2 separate regions of the Homo sapiens genome follow, and region 2 is linked to region 1. A link is a contact called in ENCODE Hi-C or POLR2A ChIA-PET data. All regions are on one chromosome and are shown on one strand. Each heading gives the region's core, a stretch centred on a gene start or an enhancer-like site at or near the end of the contact. The rest is flanking DNA. Distances are from core to core; before and after follow the strand shown.

Region 1 (6,344 bases), core at 1,949-4,448:
GACAAGTCACATGGATGAGTTCTTTATGGTTTTCTTTTCCTAGACTCTGTGTAGACGCTGCCCTTCTGTTAACACTTTCTACAAAGAAACTGTAATAGCTTTATTATTGATAAAATAGCTCACATTTATTGAGTGTTTTCTCTGTGTTTTCAAGAAACCTATTTAATTTGATGTAAGTGATCCAAAGTAAAAAAAAAAAAAAAAAAAAGAAAAAGAAGTCAGTTGTCCAAGGTAGCATGCAGAACTAAGTCAGGGATCAAGGAGAGAGCTGGGAAGGCAGCCACCATATTGCAGGCCTGAGTAGTTACCCTGCCCCATTAGTTTTTAAGATAGTCTGCTCTCTTTGTTTGAGGAGAGACACATGACTAAATTTGAGTTTCCCATGTCTCCTTAGCAGTACACCTACATGTGGCTCATGTCAATCACCATTATTTATTTATTTATTACAGCATTAATTTTTTTATTTTTAAAATTTTATCTGTTTATTTATTTTGAGACCAGGTTATGAGACTGGCTAATTTTTGTATTTTTGGTAGAGATGGGGTTTTGCCACGTTGCCCAGGCTGGTCTTGAACTCCTGGGCTCAAGCGATCCACATGCTCCAGCCTCCCAAAGTGCTGGGATTACAGGCATGAGCCACAATCTTCATTATTTAAATCAATAAAATAACACTGATCATTTGCTGAAGTTAAGACTAGAAGCTTTTATCTACCCAGCCAGGTAGGCATCATATTCCCATCTTAGAAATGAGAAAACTGGCCGGGCATGGTGGCTCATGCCTGTAATCCCAGCACTTTGGGAGGCAGAGGCGGGCGGATCACGAGGTCAGGAGATCGAGACCATACTGGCTAACATGGTGAAACCCCGTCTCTACTAAAAATACAAAAAAAATTAGCCAGGCGTGGTGGCAGGCGCCTGTAGTCCCAGCTACTCGGGAGGCTGAGGCAGGAGAATGGCGTGAACCCGGGAGGTGGAGCTTGCAGTGAGCCGAGATTGCGCCACCACTGCACTCCAGCCTGGGTGACAAAGCGAGACTCCGTCTCAAAAAAAAAAAAAAAAATGAAATGAGAAAACTGAGATTCAGGAGCTTAACTTAGTTCACGTTTATCTAGTGCTTTTTCCACACTGTATCACTTTATCAATCAAATTTCCAATCTGAATTGACCTTCCAATGTCACACCCCAATAGTTTTCCCTTGACCGTATCTGCATGTAAGAAGGGAATCTTCATGGACTTATAATATGGCACTAAGTGGAAAACAAGTGTAAATGATGTACAGCCTTGGCTTTCGGTGTGGTATCATAGCTTGTTTGCTAGCACATTGTAGCAACTCCCCTGGTATAATTTTAGTTTCCAGGCTCTCTGGACAATTTCAAGGCCTCCTGGACATCAGACAAATTATTGTTAAAATAATGAATGAGATGCCTGTAATCCCAGCACTTTGGGAGACTGAGGTGGGCAGATCACTTGAGGTCAGGAGTTCGAGACCAGCCTGGCCAACATGGCGAAATCCTGTCTCTACTAAAATTACAAAAATTATCCAGGAGTGGTGGCACATGCCTATAGTCCCAGCTACTTGGGAGGCTGAGGCAGGAGAATTGCTTGAACCCGGGAAGCGGAGGTTGCAGTGAGCCAAGATTGCACCATTGCACTCCAGCAGACTCTGTCTCAAAAAAAAAAAAAAAAAAAGAAAAGAAAAAGAATGAGGACCAGTATAGCTCTTAGTTTAGGGTCTTTATTTTTATTGGTGCTTCTGCCCTGGATTGTTTTTTGAGGGAAGAAAGAAAGGGTTGCGTGATTCTTTGTACATAGTGAAAACCTAGATCAGTTTTTACTTTAGGGCTATGGATAGTGGGAGTTGGGAGGGCAAGCAATAGTCTCAAAAATGTTCAAGGAATTAAAACACAAAAACGGAAAATTGCAAGTGTTGACAAGGTTGTGGAAACTTGGAACCCTCAAACATTGGTGATGGGAATGTAAAATGATTCATTCAGCTGCTGTGGAAAACTTTTTGGCAGTTCCTGGAAAAGTTAAACATAGAATTACCCTATGACCCAGAAAGTCCACTCCTAGGTATGTATCCAAAAGAACTGGGAACAGGTACTCAAATATGTGTACAGGCATGTTCAGAGCAGCACTATTCACAATAGCCAAAAGGTGGAAGTAACCCAAATATCTATCAAGGGATGAATGAATAAACAAATTATAATATACACATACAATGGGATATTAATCAGCCATAAAAAGGAATGAAGTACTGATCCACGCCTCAACATGGATGAATCTTAAATACAGGCTAAGTCAAAGAAACGACACAAAAGGCCGCATATTGTATGGTTGCATTTATATGAAATACCCAGAAAAAAGTAAACTCACAGAGATAGAAAATAGCTGAGTCGTTGCCAGGGTCTGGAGGAAGGAGGGACTGGGGAATTACTGCTTAATGGAGTATGGATGTTTCAGAACTAGATAGAAGTGGTTGCTCAACATTATGAATGTAATAAATGCCACCAAATCGTTCGCTTTTAAGTGGTTTATGTTATGCGAATTTCACCTCAAAAAAAAAAAAAGTTAAAAAGCCTTCTCTGCCTTTCTCTGGGGTTGGAGTCTTCCCAATGGATCCAGGGCAAAAGAAACATCCAGCCACTCTGTTTGCGGGAGGAGCAAAGGGTGGCTTGTCCCGACAGTTTGAGCTGTTGTGCATGCATTTACACACGCATTAATTCCAAATGAGTCAGCACAGTGTCCGAGACAGGTCCTGGGCTCCAGTGAGCACAGTCGCTCTCCTGGGGGAGGCACGTTCCACAAATTAACAGAAGTTCTGATAAACTCAGCATAGGGGGATTCGCTGTCCCAAGTATCAAGGAGTCCTAAAAGAAAAGGGCCTATTTCAGTCGGGGGACCTGGACTGAACTAACTCGTGTTCATGGCCGCCAAATCCCGTGTGACAAATGTATTCTTTTGTTGTTCATAGAAATAAAACAGTTTTTCGGGCCGCTTCAGGAGCTCCTCTGCAAAGGTGGGGAAAAAAGGCAACTAAATCAGCACGAGGACGTCAGCCCGAGGATGTCAGGAGCGGGGTCGGTGCGGACGGGCAGGTGGGCGGGGGGGCACCCCGCGCCCCGCCCCAGTCCCCTGGAGGCCGGCGGCCGCAGCTCGGGGAAGTGGGGACTGGCGCGGGGCCGCGCTCCCGCCCTCCTCGGCGGCGCCGACGGACCGGCAGGCGGCGGGCGGTCCGCGAGGGGGCGGCGGCGTCCGGGCTTTGTGGCCGCGGCGCGCGCGGCGGGGCCTGGCCGGCCGGGGGCGCGCCGCCGCCGCCGCCGCCGCCCGGCGTTCGGGAGCCCGCGGCCCTCCCGGCCGCCCTGCTTGCGAGAGGAGCCCAGGCCGCCCGCCCTCGCGCCTCGCCGGCCCCTCCCCCGGTCGCCGCGGCTGCCGCGCCGCCGCTGCAGGTAGGAGGCTCCCCTTCCGGGCGGGCCGCAGCCGGGCGGGGGCGGGGGTGGGGGGCGCGGGCCGGGCGTAGAGGGGGCCGGGGGCCGGCATGGAGGGTTTTCGGGCCGAGCCGCTGCGACCCCGGCCTTGCAGGCTGGGCGCCGGGCGGCCGCCTCTGCGCGCCGCGATGGGACTCGGTGAGTAGGGCCGGCCTGCTGCCTACAAAGCCCCGGGGCGCGGGCCTCTGGGGTACTCAGTGGCGCGCCCACGGCTGGGAGCGGGGTGGGCTTTGGACTCCCGGGCTCGGGGAGCTGCTCGGGGGGAATCCAGGTGACCTGCAGTACCGCGGTCTTCCCATCCCGGCGTCCCCACTGTGTGCTGATCACTGTGCTCGGCGCTTTTCCATACTTGTCTCCTTTAAGACCTCCAGTGCCCCGCCCGTCCAGAGTGTAACGGGAGGGATCCCTCACTTGCAGGATGAAGGCCGAGCATCACATCCTTGCTTGACTGACCTTGGGAAAGCTCCTTTACTCCGAGCCGGGGCTACTGTTTCTGTAAATTAGAGGCGGGGGTCGGGGGGGCGTGGTATAATATCTACCCTCAGGTACTATTGTGAAAGATAATGTATGTAAATGATAACAGCTAAATTTTGAGCACTCTGTATGTACCAGGCCCTAGGTACTAAACAGTTGGCATGAATTATCATTGAATCATCACCCTGGCGCTGTGAGGTAGTTACTGTAAATTGCATGAATAATCTTTATTTAGGAGTACGAAACAGTGAAGAATTTAGTCTCCCTATTCCGATTCAGGAGGTTGGGTATTTCTTAGGCGTGATAACATTTAACATTACAGACGTTCCTGCAGTATCGAGGAGAGTAGTTATAGGATGCAGGGATATATTTGTCATACATTTAAAACTGGAGGTAGGATAATATCAGGGCCAGAGAGTGTGCCTTTCAGCATGTCAGAGCAGATGATTGTATTCCAAGGAAATTGCTGAATATTAATTAAAAAACATAGTTTCTGAGTTAGGATTGAGGATGGCTGTGGGAGTCCAGGGCCAGAGAGAGACATGGGATGGACAAGGGGGAGAAGAAGGATTCTGAAGTCCTGGAGGAAGATGTAGAGGAAGGCACCAGGGTTCACCATCCCTCCCCTGCAGCATTGCTGGGCCAGATTTCATCCCTCCCGTAGAGACCCGGGCTAGGGGACAAAGGCTGCTGGGGCAGGGGGTGGGGAGGGATGTTATAGGTTGTCTCTTTTTACTCCCAGGCCGCCAAAAATATTCAGATTGATGGAGGGTCAGGTGATTGGGCCTCCTAAAATGCCATTATCCCTTCTCACAAAATTCTTGTGTTTCAGGGCATGGGGATGCTTGCCAGCCCTAATGGTTGATGAGATGCTTAAAATACAAAGGTCTCACTGATATAATGGAAGAGTGCATTTTCAACACCATTCACTGGGTTAGAGAAGTAATGGGCCTGAGGAGATTATTTTGGGTTTAGAATGGGGAGAACTAAAAAGGCTTTGGATCCTGAAGAAGGAAGAGAGGCAGGAAGGGCCCAGGCACTGCACCTGTGGGGAAAGGCAGGAGAAGAAGGAGCTGAGGACTTCACCCCACCATCTGCAGAATACCCAACAGGCTGTTCAGTTCTCAGCTACCAAGGGGGCACCCTTTCCTCTCCCAGTTGGTGATGATTTGTTAACGTATTGTGGAAGATCAAGGGCTGGACTCAGGCACTCCTGTCCTGAGTGAGTAGGAAAGACGTCTGGGAGAAGGGTGGTTTATTTTGTTTTTAACCAGGCATTGAAGCAGAGAGTAGGTGGGTACGTAGCGATGGTGAAGGTAGGGAACATCATGCATACTTGGAAGAGCAATTGCTTTGGAGAGATAGACAGTTTGGGGTTTGAATCCTAGCTCTGCCATTTCTTAGCTTTGTACATTTTTTGTGAGGATAAAATAATGTTTTTTCACATATCTGGCGTGCAGTTCAACAAGCACTAGTACCGTATTCCCTGTCCGTGATAACATTCATTCAACAAATGTCTGCTGAGCACCAGTCATGTGCTGAGTCATATGTTACATCCTGGGGATACAGCGATGAGTCAGAAATTATGTATTCCCCTAGGAATTTCCCAGTCCAGTGTGGGAGATGGACGCAAAGAGCAAATTGCAAAAAATATGGGAAGTGCTACAGTACAGTCATGTACAACTGTCAGTGAGCTCATAGAAGAGTAACTCATTCTGAGCCAGTGGGAACTCAGGGCCAATCTATATCTAACAAGGTGAGTATGAGACCTTATGACACAGGTTTTTGTTTTTTGTTTTTGTTTTTTTTTTGGGGGGGGACAGTCTCGCTCTGTTGCCCAGGCTGGAGTGCAGTGGCATGATCTCGGCTCACTGCAGTCTCCACCTCTTGGGTTCAAGCGATTCTCTTGTCTCAGCCTCCCAAGTAGCTGAGATTACAGGCACCTACCACCACGCCCAGCTAATTTTTGTAGTTTTAGTAGAGGTGGGGTTTCACCATGTTGGCCAGGCTGGTCTCAAACTCCTGACCTCAGGTGATCTGCCCACCTTGGCCTCCCAAGGTATTGGGATTATAGGCGTGAGCCACCGTGCCCAGCTATGACACAGGTTTTGAATGCTCCTTTACCACCTAACTTTGATCTCTTTTACCTTTGTCTTATCTTTGCCCTGCTAGTCTCTCCTCTCTCTCTCAAAAAAAAAAAAAAAAAAATCTAGTTGCAGTGTGTGTGTAATTTGTAAGCTGCTTCAAACCCATTTTAGAAGGAAGCCGTTATAAAGAAAATAAACATAACAGACTGGGTATTAATTGAGGAAGGCTTAACAAAAATTGCATGAGAGTTGGGCTTTGAAGATTGAAAATGGGCCGGGCGCGGTGGCTCACGCT
Region 2 (6,344 bases), core at 1,954-4,453, 1.1 Mb before region 1:
GAGAGGGGGTAGAAGTGGACTGACTCTCTGGAGCCTAAAGCATACCGCAGAGGTGTCCCTTCCTGAGGGGAGGGAACTGCCCTTTTGCATTTCTGTGTCACTTAGTCATTGCCTGTGGTGGCAGTGATTGGGGAGCAGGTATGGGGAGAAAGTTGTAATCTCGTGGAGATGCAGCTTCTGTCTTCTGAGAGCCATTCTCTGGAGAAGGGGGGCATCATTGAGTCATTAGCAGGCAAACAGGTGACATTTAGCAGCTGGGGGCAGGGGGTGTGCATTGGTCCTTAAAAGGGGAGCTGGTGGGACACCGTAGCATCTTCTACACTGTCTGTATCCCTCCAGCCCAGAGGCCCTGCTCCACCCTCAGAAGAGGTGAAAACTAGGCCTGACTCAAATTCCATGGATGAACCGCATATTTCCTCTGATTGTAGGCTGGGTGCCAGGATAACTCCAGCACAGACTGGTCTGAGACGGCTACCACGTTCACAGAGAACACTAAGGACACAGAGAAGAGAGGAGGGGTGAATTATTCCTGACTGGGAGAAAGAGGGCCAGACAAGATTTCACATAGGGAGCAATATCTGAACCTTGAAAGTAGGTGACAGTCTGATGAGGGTTGGGGGTAGAGAGGTGGAGTGGTGGCTGGTGGCTGGTGGCTGATGGGTAGTAGTGGTGAGAAGGGCGTGGCCAAGGTGTGAAGGTCAAAGTCATGGAGGTCAAGGTGTGTAGGTCTTCTCATCAAGTCCTCCAAGAAGCAGGTACAAAGAGCAGGGGCCTCTTTTCCCCAAACTGGCCCCTAAGCCAGGTGAGCATAAGGCCTTCCCAGGCTGCAGATTCTGGGTCAGGTTTTGCCTGCACTGACAAAGCATCTGGTCTCCGCAAAGTGCCTAATGATTTATTTTTTGACCAAGCTAATGCTTTGAAAAACTGCTGGCGGCCCTCCTGACCTGGGGATGCCCGGGCACCTGGGGAACGTCCCAGCTCCTGGCGGGGAGGCCCCGCCACCCAGGCCTGGCCCAGATCCATGGGAAGACAAGCTTCCTTCTCACCTTTCCAGTGTGTCCTGAAACCAGAAGCCCCATGACACTGGCTCCTCTTTCACTGCTCTGGGATTTCGGCTCTGGCCAAGGCAGGAACACCCATGCTGCAGAGAAGCCTGAGAAGCCACTGGGACCAAGATGCAGGGAGGGTCAGCTGGGGAGAGCGATGGGATTCGTCCCAAATCAGTGTCCCCATTTCTGGGCTGAGCTCAGCCTAGCACTGCTAAAGCTCAGCACCCGAGCCTTCCCACTGGCTCTGTAATTTCTTTTCAGCCCCTTGCTGAGGGACACAGGGCTATTGTGACTTTATTTCAACCACTTACTTGCTGTGTGACCTTGTACATGTCACCTGGCCTTCCTGAGCCCTCTCTCACATCCTCACTAAGGATGAAAACATCAGCACTAGTGACTAGCAGTCTTGTCGCGTTTGCCAGCTTTCAAAGCAGCACACTCACATGCATTCTCTAATTGCAACATCTCTGCAAATTGTGAAGTGGGTGAGTGGGCAAGGGACATTATTATCTCTATTTTAGGGATGAATGTGACTTGGCCTCATGTTACAGCTGCTAGACTCCTGGGCTCAGGACCCCTGACACTAGGACACGAAGAAGACAATAATCTCTTATCAGAGTCTCCAGGAAATGTCTGAACCAGAATCTGCAATTTTAAAGGCTTGAATATGGGGACTCAGGGGGCATTTGGTTCCCACATGTTTAATGACACTTTCAGAAACTAGGCTACAGAGGGAAGTACATCCTACGATGGGCTCTGTATTCTGTTTCCAGCACAGTCTGATGTGGATTCAAATCTCAGCTCTCCTCTCTCAAAAATGCAGTAAGCTATAATCCAAATTGACTGTTGGGAGGAAAAACATGGGATTTGACAACATGGGGTTTCTCTGGGACCCTTTAGTGCCCACAAGGCCTTTTCTGGTGTCCTTTTTAGATTCTGACATGTCTGTATTTCAGATGACTCATCAACTGAAGAAGTAGACCAAGGAAGTGCAGATGGGGTTCTGAGGTGGGAAAGGTCTCTTCTCATTGGGGTGGGAGGGTGAGGAGAGGAGCAGAACGAGGGAAAGAAAATAACAGAAACAGTGTTAATGAAGATTGCTGATTTTTTAGAGAGCCGAAAAAGTAACAATGGGGGAGGTCTGAGATTTGGGGCCAGCATGCAGTTGGTAGCCAGACACATAGATTTAAGTCCCAGCACAGCCACTTACCAGCTAAGTGAGGCCAGTCCCGGATCTCTGTGGGCCTCAATCTCCTCACCTGAAACCTGGTGCAGGCAGGACCACCCCTTCGCTCCGTTGTCAAGGTCCAGATGTCCCTGGTGTCCAACAGGGCTTGACTACAGCAGGCACTTAATATGTGCTAACTCCGTGCATCCCCCCTCCTTTTTCCTAAGTGGATTATGAATCTAGGAAATATGAAACCTCCTTTCACCCAAACAAAAACTCTGTCATCTTAGACAAATCTGATAAAATTAATATTTAAGTTGAAAAAGTGTTCTGCATGAATGATGACCCCATTGACTTATTTTCCTCTGACCTTGCTCACCACCCCTTCCCCAACACACACACACACACACACACACACACACACACACACACACACACACACACACTCTCCTCTCCCACCAATAAAACTAGACTGGCATGAGGAGAAAAGGCCAGGCTGTCATGATCCCAGCATCCTGCCCACATAAACTTGGAGGCAGAACAGGCCCATATGGAGCCTCTGGGGACTGGGGTCTCTGCTGGTCCCCACAGTAGGTGCCAAGAACAGTTCACAGCCCAGCACGTGGCCGCACTGCCCACTCTGCTCCGTGAGGACAGGGCCTCGCTGTCCCCTGAAGGACTCTGGCAAAATAGCCTGCCAAAGACCTCAATCTGATTAAAGAAAGGAAGGACATTGGAGAAAGGAAGAAATAAACGAAAGAAAAATGATGGAGAGAAGGGGAGAGAGAGAAGGAGAGAGGCCCGGTACAAGTGTGAAATCAGAAGAACAGACTGAGGATGGTGAGATGCATGTGAACAGTGTGACGTGGGCAACCCCCACAAATAGACCTTCTGTTAAAAATAGCCTTTGTCTAAATGTGGAAAGGGTGTAAATATAGTAGCGGTTTCGGCTTACTACGGAGCCGCCCCTGCTCCAAGTAACAGAGGCTTATTATAGGAAGCGTGCGTCAGCAGCGGGAGGGGAGGAGAGGGATAGAGAAGCCCCGGGCCGTGGGTACAGTACCCCCCAGCAGGAGGGGGGTCAGCCAGCCAGCGTAGCCCTATTGGGGGCAAGCGGCCCGGATGGCTCTGAAACGCTCTCACAGAGTTCCTCTGGGCAGAAAACTCTAGCCGAGCTGTGGGAGGAAAGGAGGAAGGAAGGGATCGCTGTGCTGAAAAGGATCTAGCCTTGTCTCGGCGATGCCGCTCACTTTCATCTGGGATTTCAGCAGGCATTGCGTCCTGTGTGCAGCAGGCTGCTCGCTCCTGGACACCGCAGGAAGTTTTCAAAGGAACCCCCTGGAACGACCAGCCTGCAGGCAAGCCGGTTTCCTCAGCCCTGAGCACAGAGGACAAACGTCTAGAAAATCAGTGGAAAGTGCCGGAAAGGAGTTTGATTCAAGTTTTTTGTTTTTGTTTTTGTTTTTAAGACCGGGTTTTCATGTCTGTGTCTCTGGTATCACGTGCTAAGTAGGTGCCTGGGGCACAGTGGCGGGACTCCTGAGCTGGACAGCTGGGAGTTGCTGCAGGCGCTGCCTTCCAGTATGATGCATGACCAAGGCAACAAAACTGTTTTGGGAAGCTCACTGCTCTGCTTTCTGCAGCTACAGAGATGGCCAAGGGTTGAGTGCCCATGTGGGTGTTAAGACCTACTCCTGCCTGTGTGTCTCCCCTCCAAGCCTTTGGGGGCCCTCATTATCCCCTAGTCTGTCACCCTTTAACCCAGTGCCCTCTCCTCCCAGCCCAGGACATGTGCATGCATGCATCACTATCCACACATACGCCCAACACACATACATGCACTCATGCACACCCACATTCAATTCGGGCCCTGCGGCCCTTTCCAGCAGTAGCCCTCACACTAGCGGCCCTGGCGTCCCACCCTGGCCCTGCGCTCTCATGGAGTCCCTTCATCTGCTCTGCCCCTGCCCTCTGGCTCATCACTAGCCTTGAGCTTGCCTCTTGGATGTAAGGCAAACCTGGCTCCTCCAAGTGGATCTGCACTTCTCCTCGGATATGATTTGGGCTTGTGTGCTTGTGCTGCCCCTCAAGCCAGCCTGGGTGACCGCCTCACTGCTCACGCCCCAGACTGAATGCCAATGCCCTTATCATGTTTCACTGACCTGCTCCTCAGGACTGATCTTCAACCTGTCAGCTACTCCCCAGCATCATCCAAACTGCTCTGAAAACCACCTTTCCAAAATGCAGAGCCAGCAGTGTCACTGCCCCACTCAAAATGCTCTCAACAGCTCCCCACTGCCTGTAAGATAAAGTCCAAACCTTGGAAGGCCCGACTTGACCCCCATCTGCTTTTCCAGCTGTGTCACCTGCTACCCTACCCTATCCTATACGGTGCCTACACAGGGTCTGAAGGTGGGTGATTACACTCGGGAATCTCCCCCTTCATGCCTTTGCAGGGACCATGCTGTTTCCTTAGGCTACAATACTTCTCCTCCAAGTCTCTGCACATCAGGATCCTACCCATCCTTCAGGGCCCCAGTTCCAGAAGGCTGCCCACTTCTTCTAGGAAGCCTTCTTGGATCTATCTCCCCTCCCACAGCAACTACCTTTTATTTTTTTTTTCACTCCTTCTGCAAACCCAAGTCATTTTTGTATATTTGGAAAATGAATCAAGAGGCCCACTACTGCATCTGGGTGTGGTGCCCTCCCCTGCCTTCCAACAGAGCCTGCAAGTCCCTCCACCACCAGAATGCTTGTTACTCTGTGTTGGAGTTGCCTGTTTATCCAACGGTCTCCCCACTGGAGTCTAACTTCTTAGGGAAGGGTCTGGATGACCTTGTTCAGGCCATATCCCCAGTGCCTAGCACAGCACCAGGCTTATTACACTAAATGAACTGGGCCTCCAGGGCTGTATACTTCTGCTATGTAGTGAATGTTTGCATTCCTCCCAAATTTATGTTGAAACCCTAATCCCCAGAGTAATAGTTTTTGGAGATGGGGCCTTTGGGAGGTAATGAGGTGATGAGGACAGGACCCTCGTGGTGGGATTAGTGCCTGTATAAAGAGCGACAGGAGAGAGTGTGCTTCCTCTCTCTGCTCTCCGCCATGTAAAGACACAGCAAGGAGATGTCAAGCCAGGGCCCTCCCCAGAATCCAACCATGCTGGCACACTCAACATGCACTTCCCAGCTCCAGAACCATGAGAACTAAATTTCTGTGATTTCATCTACCCAGCCTAGAGTATTTGTTATAGCGGCTGGAGCTGACAAAGACAACTTCCTTACCTTTTCCAGATGTTCCCATCTGTTTTCAGGCCCCTCTGCTATTTTCTGCTGACCCTGCCATTGGCGCTGATACTGGTGCAAGAGCCACTTGGGTACAATCCTGAGATGATGGGCTTGGAGTCAGAAGAACTAGGTGAGAGTTTCAGCTGTGCCTCTTACCTGCCTGCCAGTGGGCAATTCATTTTTCCTCTCCCAACAGTCTTCTCAGCCATGAAAAGAAGTGACAGCAGTCACTGCATGGGGTTGCTGTGAGGACTAAGTGAGAGTGTGGAGCTGAAATCCTCTGACAAACTGTGCAGTGCTCTTCAGATGTCGGGACCTTTGTTGCAGCCCTCACCTACTCTCCACCTCGGCTGTGCTTTGGAAACCTGCCCAGGCACCAGCTATGTCGACTCCCGCTGCCATTCAGGCCCATAAGGATATCCCAGAAAATAATTTTGCCACCTCTCTATGTTAACAGCTCGAAATCTCCAGACACTTCTGATTACCAGGATTTTGAGTACATGACGGTTTTCTTCCTCAAAATTCTTAAATAGCAAAAAGGCTTGAATGACAGTCAGGACTGGCAGAAGTTGGACTGTCATTGTGAACCAAGGAAGGAGGCTGCAAAAGGAAATGGGAAGAAAGTGGATATGCTGATAGCCAGGCTGGTGCTCTTCCAGGTAAGTCTACCTGCCCTGGCCCCAGGCGGCCCTGTCCTGGGCTTGGCTGGTCCTGCAGGTTCCCAGGATACAGCAGAACTAGTGGATGGCCTGGAAAGCAAGTATTTAGGCAGATCGTATCTTCTGCCTGGAGAGAATGTGAATACTGTGGAAAGAGCCAGGCCATGAATTCTGCAGAGCC

The links. A loop is a pair of places that touch in the nucleus more often than their neighbours do. ChIA-PET counts read pairs that join two places held with the same protein, here RNA polymerase II (POLR2A). Pooled maps may share reads with other maps.
Region 2: a map of gastrocnemius medialis shows a loop between it and region 1 (2.9-fold over the local background). The contact joins the enhancer-like site here to the promoter of MSANTD3 in region 1. A Hi-C loop is called at or near these places in 1 of 168 maps with a recorded cell type or tissue (gastrocnemius medialis) and 2 of 50 pooled maps. POLR2A ChIA-PET finds 5 or more read pairs at or near these places in 1 of 52 experiments (IMR-90).

Annotation. Positions count from the first base shown.
Region 1 is chr9:100,423,945-100,430,288 of GRCh38, forward strand. It overlaps MSANTD3 (Myb/SANT DNA binding domain containing 3), which reads left to right and starts at 3,199. Exons shown (of 3, transcript NM_080655.3): 1 at 3,199-3,449. RefSeq lists silencers at 3,036-3,265, 3,306-3,535, 3,576-3,695.
Region 2 is chr9:99,365,353-99,371,696 of GRCh38, forward strand. NAMA (non-protein coding RNA, associated with MAP kinase pathway and growth arrest) reads right to left here. Exons shown (of 6, transcript NR_102271.1): 3 at 5,502-6,104; 4 at 2,309-2,456; 5 at 1,047-1,191. It overlaps LOC124902232 (a long non-coding RNA gene), which reads left to right. Exons shown (of 3, transcript XR_007061692.1): 3 at 5,701-6,344. Among named protein-coding and RNA genes, the nearest start is that of NAMA, 6.7 kb to the right of the region's middle. RefSeq lists enhancers at 3,201-3,250, 3,737-4,318. Within about 2 kb of position 3,204, at least 15 of the 41 ENCODE cell types and tissues checked have a DNase peak (open chromatin) inside an H3K27ac peak, as active enhancers do; they include gastrocnemius medialis, where a contact is called at or near this core.